Regions from separate parts of the Mus musculus genome. Here region 1 is linked to region 2. The links are chromatin contacts, found by Hi-C or POLR2A ChIA-PET in ENCODE. All regions are on one chromosome and are shown on one strand. The core of a region is the stretch at or near the end of the contact, and the rest is flanking DNA. Distances in the headings are between cores, read along the strand shown. Region 1 has its middle 9.2 kb from the start of Gm22423. Region 2 holds the start of Snf8 (SNF8, ESCRT-II complex subunit, homolog (S. cerevisiae)).

Evidence for each region. Hi-C counts contacts between places; a loop is a spot of excess contacts on that map. ChIA-PET counts read pairs that join two places held with the same protein, here RNA polymerase II (POLR2A).
Region 1: a loop to region 2 is called in a map of CH12.LX, with 2.6 times the contacts of the local background. The contact joins the enhancer-like site here to the promoter of Snf8 in region 2. A Hi-C loop is called at or near these places in 1 of 37 maps with a recorded cell type or tissue (CH12.LX). POLR2A ChIA-PET finds 5 or more read pairs at or near these places in 2 of 5 experiments (Patski and embryonic stem cell).

Annotation. Positions count from the first base shown.
Region 1 is chr11:96,090,620-96,095,547 of GRCm38, forward strand. No RefSeq gene overlaps it. Among named protein-coding and RNA genes, the nearest start is that of Gm22423, 9.2 kb to the left of the region's middle. Within about 2 kb of position 2,931, at least 1 of the 3 ENCODE cell types and tissues checked has a DNase peak (open chromatin) inside an H3K27ac peak, as active enhancers do.
Region 2 is chr11:96,032,371-96,037,090 of GRCm38, forward strand. It overlaps Snf8 (SNF8, ESCRT-II complex subunit, homolog (S. cerevisiae)), which reads left to right and starts at 2,515. Exons shown (of 8, transcript NM_033568.3): 1 at 2,515-2,697; 2 at 2,949-2,999. The coding sequence starts at 2,644. It overlaps Gm24949 (a small nucleolar RNA gene), which reads left to right and starts at 308; the gene lies at 308-522.

The sequences.
Region 1 (4,928 bases), core at 1,681-4,180, 59 kb after region 2:
CATTGGTTTGCCCTGCAACTCTTTGCTGGTCTTGGTTGGGCTTCACTAAGGCTGGTCTCCACTGGCAATGCTCTTGCATCGGTTCACCTTGCTCTCTCTCTTCCCTGATCTTTGCTTGTCGTGACTTCATAGAGAGAAATGCACCAAACAACCTCTGGTTGGGTTCCAGCTGCTTCTTGCTGCTTCTGTGGACTCGTGCCTATTGGTGGAGCCTTGAAGTTTCTTCCCGATCAAGCTGCCACTGTTGATTCATGGTTGGTGTTTTGCTAGTGGACTGGACTGCTAGCAAGGAAGATTGGAATCACCTTAAAGAATAATTTCTAGGGGTTGGGGGTTTAGTTCAGTGGTAGAGTGCTTGCCTAGCAAGCACAAGGCCCTGGGTTCAGTCCTCAGCTCTGGAAAAAGAAAAAGAAAACAATAATTTCTAAACCTCCATTTGCTATTAACCTTCTTTCCCCTACCTCTGGTGGGTGGTGGGCTAGAAGGGAGGTCAAAGCATTAAAGAGCCATAATTAAAGTAGGTTTTGAAAAATCTAAGCCTACAGAAGGAGCTGGAGAGATGGCTCCATGGTTAAGAGCAGTGACTGCTCTTCCAGAGGATCCAGCACCCACACTGTGGCTCACTAGATCTGAAATTCCAATTGCAGGGTATCTGATGCCCTCTTCTGGCCTCTGAGGGAATCAGGTATAGGTGTGGTGTAGACATCAACTAACACACTCTGTGTGTGTGTGTGTGTGTGTGTGTGTGTGTAACTTGTTTTTATGTATAACTTTTTTTTTTTTTTAGATAAGGTTTCTCTGCGTAACCCTGGCTGTCCTGGAACTTGTAGAGCAGACTTGTCTCGATTTTCAGAGATCCACCTGTCTCTGCCTCCTAAACTATGGGATTAAAGGCCTGTACCACTTCAACAGACTTTATGTGTATTTTTATTACAGTATGTGTATGGGAAGTTTTGCCTACATAAAGTGTATGCATTACATGCATGTCTGGTGTCTGAGGAGGCCATGAAAGAGCATTGGGTTCCCTGGGACCCTGGGACTTGAGCAACAGTGGTTAGAGCTGCCAGGTGATTGCTGGGAGTCAAACAGGGTCCTCTGGAAAAGCAGCCAGAGAGCTACTGAGCCTCTTTCTGGTTTTTTTTTTTTGTTTGTTAAAGATTTTATTTATTTATTTATTTATTTATTTATTTATTTATTTATTATACATAAGTACACTGTAGCTGTCCTCAGACACACCGGAAGAGGGCATTGGATCTCATTACAGATGGTTGTGAGCCGCCATGTGGTTGCTGGGAATTGAACTCAGAACCTCTGGAAGAGCAGTCAGTGCTCTTAACCGCTGAGCCATCTCTCCAGCCCCCATTTGTTTTTTAATTAACCCCATTCAGCACTCAGCAAAGAGCCATAGGCATGGTGACTGTTCAGATTCCAACCCAGGACAAGTGGTGGAGGCACCTGTTTAATAGATCAATGTGGACCTGGGCCTCCAGGTTCTCCCAGCATCCCTCAGTGCTTACCTGTTAGAGGGTAGGGCTGACATACTCTGCCCTCTGAACTTACTAGCCCAGGGAAGAGCCCCTCCCCCACAGGCTCTTCCCTACACAATCCAGACATTTTGGTTGTCTACCTTCTTTTGCTCCTTTTGTACTTCTGGCTGTTGTACTTGGTTTTGCTCCCTCCCTCCTCCTCTTTTCACATGGTTTAGCATCATGAGAGTCTGGACTCTCCCAGATGTGCCTGCCTCTAGCTATGCTCTCCCATGTATCTATAAACTCCTCCATCACTTCTAGGAGCAGTCATGTCCATTCCTTTCCTTTTTCTTTTTTAAAAAATATTTATTTATTTATTATATGTAAGTACACTGTAGCTGTCTTCAGACACTCCAGAAGAGAGCATCAGATTTCGTTACAGATGGTTGTGAGCTACCATGTGGTTGCTGGGATTTGAACTCAGAACCTTTGGAAGAGCAGTCGGTGCTCTTAACCGCTGAGCCATCTCACCAGCCCCCCTTTCCTTTTTCTTTCTTTTATTTTTCATTCAACAATGGTCCCTCCTTCTGGTCTGCATTATTCTTTCACTCAGAGAGCTGCCTGCAGCTTCTAGCATGGCCATCTATACAACAAACAAATACGATTCCATGTAGTGTTTGCCATTTGTTCTTTTGAGCATGCTTACTTTTTAAGCTGCTCAAGGGTAGGTTTGTTGCCTGTTGTACACAGCGTGCTTAAAATAGCCTCTGGCACAGGCGAGATGCTCACTCAGCAAATACCAACTGAATGAACAAATTCATGCCCTCACTCTAAGGATTAAGATCCTGCCGCTTTGTAATCAGCACTCTGACTTTATCCTTGGGCACAACAGAAGTTCTGTTGGGTGGATTTCCTCATTACATGGCCCTCCCTTCCCTGCTAGGTGTGTCTTGCTGTGAACTACTAGGTATGTCTATCCTCACAGGCCCTTGCAAGTCTGACATTCTGTAGAGGTGTTCCTCTCACCCAGAATAGCTTTTCTCTGCAGCCTGGAAATGTCACAGACACCCTTTGAGGCCTAGATTGAGCGCTAATAGCCCTGAGATGCCTACTCCGGATACCTGAGACATTTGGTTTTCCCTGGTGCAGCCCAGCAGCCATAGCAATGAACTGTACCGAAGTGCCTATTTAAGTGTCTTAGACCTCATGTGCACTGACAGCTCTTGCAGAGGTCCTGAGTACAGTTCCCAGCAACCACATGGTGGCTCACAACCATGTGTAATGGGATCTGATGCCCTCTTCTGGTGTGTCTGATGTGAAGATGTTGACAGTGTACTTACATAAAATAAATAAATCTTAAAAACAAACAAATACAAAACAAGTAACCGAGGCATGCAGGAGGATCTCAACTTCCCCACTTGTACCTTCCTGGAGCAACCTCTAGAGGGCAGCCTCATACCGTGCTTGCCTTTCCTACTATAGTCCCTCTGGATGGATGGATGGTTGCATGAATTGGTGGGTGGATGGGTGGGCAGATGAATGGACACGTCAGTGGGGTGGGTACAGTCCACTTGGGTTTGGGGGTTAGCAAATTCTGGGAATAGAATCTAACCCAGCTACCTTAGCAATGGCAAGACCTACTCCTTGACTTCATAGTTTTAGGTTTGGGGACCATGATTGAAACCTGGAAAAAGTTATTGATTTCAAAATAAAAAGAAAGGGGCTGGTGAGATGGCTCAGTGGGTTAGAGCACCCGACTGCTCTTCTGAAGGTCCAGAGTTCAAATCCCAGTAACCACATGGTGGCTCACAACCATTCGTAACGAGATCTGACTCCCTCTTCTGGTGTGTCTGAAGACAGCTACAATGTACTTACATATAATAAATAAATAAATCTTTTTTTAAAAAATGAAAAGAAAGAAAGAAAGAAAGAAAGAAAGAAAGAAAGAAAGAGAGGGAAAAAAGTCACATTATAGAATTAAACAAAGATTAAACAAATAACTCTACTACATTATCCAGTCAGCTAAAATTCAATGTGTGTGAAGCTTGTGTTTAAGCTACATTGCACATGGGATGTGAGTGTGTCTTACTTATTTAGAAGTGTCAAGCCGCTGGGCGGTGGTGGCCCACGCCTTTAATCCCAGCACTTGGGAGGCAGAGGTAGGTGGATTTCTGAGTTCCAGGCCAGCCTGGTCTACAAAGTGAGTTCCAGGCCAGCCAGGGCTACACAGAGAAACCCAGCTGATCAGTGAACTGGTTGGTCTCAGTGAGAAAACGTTTCTCAAAACATCAGGTGAAGAGTCCCTGGAGTCGGCTCAGTGGGTACCACGCTTCCCATAAAAGCACAAGGACTGGACTCTGGATTCCTGCATCCATGGAAATGCCAGATGGATTCTGGAGTCCACCTCTAATCCTAGTGCTTAGAAGTACAGATGGAAGCCGGGCGTGGTGGCGCATGCCTTTAATCCCAGCACTCGGGAGGCAGAGGCAGGTGAATTTCTGAGTTCGAGGCCAGCCTGGTCTACAGAGTGAGCTCCAGGACAGCCAGGGCTACACAGAGAAACCCTGTCTCGAAAAACAAAACAAAACAAAACAAAAAAGTACAGATGGGGATCCCTGGATCAAATCAGCTTGCTAGAGTAGCCAATTGGCAAGATCTGGGTTCACCACACACACACACACACACACACACACACACACACTTAAAAAGAGCAGAATCAGACTGAATAGGGGAGAGAAAAATACATGGCCTGTCCTTCAAGCCTTTCAGCACCCACTGGGCATCACCACCTCTACTTTACATGAGAAATGACTGGCATTCCCATGAGGGTCCTAAGATGGCCACTGTGGATCTGCCCTTGTGTCAAACCCTTTGCCGGTATTATTTTTTGCTTTGTCTTCTTGGTAACCCTCAGAATCAATATGGCTTCTCCTTCCAGAGAAGGACACTTAAGTGCAGACAGACTAAGTAAATGAAGAAATGGGAGTCAGGATTCAGGGCTATCTGACTTCAAAGCCAGAGCTCCCAGCTCAGCATAATATCCTCTTTCTTTCTTTTTTTAAAGGTTTATTTTATGCATAGTATGCACGTCCCCTGGATCCAGAGTTATAGACAGTTGTGAGCTGCCATGTGGGTGCTGGGAATCGAACCCTGGTCCTCTAGAGGAACAGCCAGTGCTCCCAACCACTGAGCCATCTCTCCAGCCCCCAACACCCTCTTTCTAAGTGGCCTGCCCAGTTGCATTTACTGGATGCTTATAAGACGCATGCTAGAGGCTGGTGTGAGGTGCACACTTGCAATCTTAGTACTGGGGTGATGGTGGCACAGAAGCAAGAGGACCTCAGTATAGACCCTGCCCTTCCTCCAAGAAAAGAGCACAAAAGAAAAGAAACAGTAGTCACACAGAAACTGGGCAGAGTGGCACACTGTGTATCCTGTTATCCAGAGCCAATAGGGGTT
Region 2 (4,720 bases), core at 1,265-3,764:
TTTTTATTTATTTAAATTAATTAATTAATTAATTTTTTGAGGCAGGGTTTTGTGTGTGTGTGTATCCCTGGCTGTCCAGGACTTGCTTTGTAGACCAGGCTGGCCTTGAACCATAGAGATTTGCCACCTGCCTGTCTCTGCCTCCCAAGAGCTGGGAGTAAAGGCATGGGTCACTACTGCCTGGCATGGTGCATGACTTTAAACCCAGCACCAGAGGCAAGTGGATCTCTGAGTTCAAAGCCAGCCTAGTTTATAAACTGTGTTCCAGGACTATAGAGAAACTCTGTCTTTAAAAAACAACAAAAGGAAGACTATACTTTCAGGGATCATTTCTATAGTTCGTTACTAGAGAAGTTTCTCTGACTGTGTAGAGCACCTGAAACCACGAGGACGAGACGTAGCATCCCCTACTGAGCGTGAAGCCGGCTCTAGGTGCTGCTTGATTGCAGCTGCCTCTTGCCATTGATGATCATTCTTCTCTCCTTCGGGAGGGTGAGAGGGAGGGAACGCAGTCTGAGTGGATTTGGTTTATTAAAAAAAAAGAAAAGAAAGAAAAAGAAAAAAGAAAACAAAAAACCAAAAGGGCTAGAGAGACAGCTCAGCAGTTAACAGCACTGGCTGTTCTTCTGAAGGTCATGAGTTCAAGTCCTAGTAGCCACATGGTGGTTCACACCCATCTGTAATTGGACCTAAGGCCCTCTTCTAGTGTGTCTGAAGACAGTGATGGTGACAGTATACTCACATATACATAAAATAAATAAATCTTTTTTAAAAAATCCTCCCAGTAGAACTGCTGGATCACATGGCAAATATAGTTAAACAACAACAACAAAAGGAAATTTGAAATAAAATTTATATCATATATCTTATATTATATATCATATGTATATTTATGGGGTGGGGTGGCTGGAGGGATGGCTTAGTGGTAAAGAGCACTGACTGTTTTTGCAAAGGATCTGGGGTTCAATTCCCAGCATGGACAAGACACTTTACAACTGTTTATATATCTGGTCCCAAGAGATCTGATGCCCTCTTCTGGCATCTAAGAGCACTGCATACAAGTGATGTACATCCACACTGACAAAACATACATAAAAATACAATTTAAAAACATTTACATTTTTTTTAAGACTTCTGAATTTCTTTTTTTTTTCCTTTTCCTTTTTCTTTTTTTTTTCTGAGACAGGGTTTCTCTGGGATTAAAGGTGTGTGCCACCACCGCCCGGCTTCTTCTTTTTTTTTTTTTTTTTTTTTTCGAGACAGGGTTTCTCTGTGTAGACCTGGCTGTCCTGGAACTCACTCTGTAGACCAGACTGGCCTCGAACTCAGAAATCAGCCTGCCTCTGCCTTCCAAGTGCTGAGATTAAAGGCATTTGCCGACACTGCCCGGCATAAATAAATCTTAAAAAAAAAAAAAGAAGGCAAAGGAAAAGTTTGGATTTACATTTGTGGCATCTTGAATATCTGATGAGAGTGTCAAAGTCTCAAACAGAGTTACATGTTTTCCTCCCTTCGTTTGTGTAATGTATTTCCTCCTAGCCAGCCACTGTAAAAGACTGTCTATAAACATCGTTTTTAATCATAACGATTGTATTTAAAACCTCACCACTAGCTCTTACTAGGCACAACACTGCCTGTGTTAGGGAGAAATTTAGAAGTTCATGCAGTAAGCCTGTCTGCTAGGTGGAATAAACAAACCCTGACTTGATCAAACTTACCTATTGAATTCCTCTGCAGAAATTCTTGAGTTGGGTTAAGATTTTACAGCTAAGGGCCAGGTATGGTGGCTCAAGATGGGGAAGATCTCTGAATTCAAGGCCAGTGTGGTCTACAGAGCAAGTGAATTCTAGGACTGCCAAGGCTACATTGAGAAACTCTGTCTCCCCCTAGCCCACTCCGCCCCCTCCAAAAAACCCAAATTTGAGTCAGACTGTCTGACTCATAGCTAGTCCTATTTCATGACGTTAAGTAATTTAAGGCAGATTCCCGAATCCCTTGTGAAATACAATACCAACTCACGAACTTGAGGGTTTTGAACAAGTATAGAACAAGGCAAGTTGTGCAGTGCGTGGCACAAAACTATCAGATGCTGCCGCCTTTTTTTTTTTGTTAATCTAAGGTTTCGTTTTATTCTCGGTTTTTGCTCAAGGTAGCACCCATGAGTTTGGTGGCTCATGCATTTAATCCCAACATTTGGAGGTAAAGGCAGGAGAACTCTGAATTCGAAGTGAGCTTGGCTTGCATAGTTCCAGACCAACCAACCATGGTTATGGAGAGACCCTTGCTAAAAAAAAAAAAAAAATGGCACCTTCCATGGCCAACACAGCTCTTGGTCATGTCCCTGAAGCATCTGTCGCTCTCCAGGAGCCCACCTTGGTAGGATGCATGGGGAATTAAAATAGGACATGGGGTTAGCGTTTGCGATGTCGTCTGGACTTCCTGGAAATTGGCCCCCAGCTAGGGCGGGGACTGGGGCCCTTGCAAGAAACTCCTCGACTCCGCGGCAGGAAGTGAATATCGAGACTTCCGGCGCGCTCAAATGACGCACGGCACCCGGCTTCCGTGTTGGGAGCTGGCGACAGAACCTGGGACGCGGAGAGCTGGGGTCGGGGCTGCGGGGCGGCCCGCGGGCCCGGGGTGGGGATGCACCGGCGCGGGGTGGGAGCTGGCGCCATTGCCAAGAAGAAACTCGCAGAGGTGAGCGCGAAAGAAGCCGGGATGGAGCCTGCTCTGCCCTCGAGACACTGAATTCTCCCGGAATGGAGTTCTAGTCCCCTAAATCTGTAGAAGACAGGTTTCTCCGGAGCCCAGGGAGGAGTGATTGGAGTGTCAGGAGGCTGCTGGTTAAGTCACTGCATAAGACATATCTTTAATACTAAGGCAGTGGCAGCGCAATGGGAGCCTTGGCGATCACTGTCACAACTCATGCCGGTCTTTTTGTCTGACAGGCCAAGTATAAGGAGCGAGGGACTGTCCTGGCTGAGGACCAGCTGGCCCAGGTGAGTGACTGAAAGGCTTCAGACAGGAAGGGAGATGGACCAGGGCTGGCCAATATACCTTTGGTATAGATCGTCTCCACTGAACTAAAAATAGGATGTCAGGCAAATCCAGATTTAGGGAGAATGGCTAGTAATACTAGCTAAGATTTTTGACTGATTAGACTTGTGCGTTTCCCCTTTTTATTTTATTTGGTTATTGTCTCTTTTTGTTTTTTTTAAAGATGGTGTCTCACTTTGCTGCTAAGGCTGGGCTCCCAGCCTGTCCAGCCTCAGTCTGATCAGAGCAAATGCCACCCTTCCCAACCTTATGGTCATGTTCAATCCTCATTACAATTCCATGTCAACCTAGATTTAAAAAGTTCATCCAGTGATCTGGGAATGTACCTCAGCGTTAGAGCGTTTGCCTGACATGCACAAGTGCTGGAAGCCGTGCTCAACACAGCAAAAATTTAAACTTTCTTTAAAAACCAAAATGATAATTTTTCCTCAGAGTACTGACATTTCGCCAGGCAGAGGTGGCACACGCCTTTAATCCCAGGACTCGGGAAGGCAGGGACAGATGGATCTCTGAGTTGGAGGCCAGCCTGGTCTACAGAGGGAATTCCAGGATAGCCATGGCTATAAAGAGTCACCGTGCTGTCTTGAAAAACAAAACAAAAACGAATGCTGATATCTATCTATTTATTTTTAAAAGATTTATTTATTTAATATATGTGAGTACATTGTTGCTGTATTCAGACACACGAGAAGAAGGCACCAAGATGACATTACAGATGGTTGTGAGCCACCACGTGGTGCGGGAATTGAACTCAGGACCTCTGGAAGAGCAGCCAGTGCTCTTACCCGCTGAGCCATCTCTCCAGCCCACTGATATTTATTTACTAATAACATTGCAGTTGCATTAGGAAAGCATAAGCCAATGGGATTCACCGGCATGTCCAAAGAAGTTGAGACAGAAAGTAAAATTATTAATATTATGAGAGATACTTTGAAATGATAATCTTTAGGCATAATGATTAATAGTAAGAATGGTGGTGTGCAAGGTTGAACAGTCTGCTGGACAGATGCCTTTTTTTTTTTTTTTTTTGGAAATTTTGCTTTATTTGTTTTGTTGAGACCGGGTCTATGCACTCCTGGCAGCCCTGGAACTCACAATGTAGACCAGGTTGGCCTGGAACTCACAGAGATCCTCCTGCCTCTGCCTACCAAATGTTAGGATAAAGCCATTTGGCACCATGTCTGGCCTCTTTCTTTTCTTGCTTGTTTTTCGAGAGGCTCTTACTGCCTCTCATTGCTTGGGACTAGCAGAGTTGAACAGGGTGGCCTTTCAGTAGGCCATTCACTTGCCTCTGCCTCCCCGTGGTGGGATGAAAGGACCATGCATGCATCCTTTATTACGGTGCTTTGTAGCAAACTCAGGGCCTGGCACATGCAGTGGATGTGTCCCATCCCCAACTGTACCCCAGCTTACGGCTTTTATTTCATGTATCTCACAGTGGTGAAAACGGGCCTGACTTGTGGCACCTGTCACTCTCGGCACCTGGGAACATGCAGGAGGGCAGATGAATGACGGGTTCAGGCCCCGTCTCTAACCTCACCCTTTTGTGTATGGACTCTGAATGCGCTTGGGCATTGTGGTTGCTGAGGAAGAGGAGGGGCTTTGGCTTGAAATGGGCTTTTTTTTTTTTTTTTTTTTTCGAGACAGGGTTTCTCTGTATAGC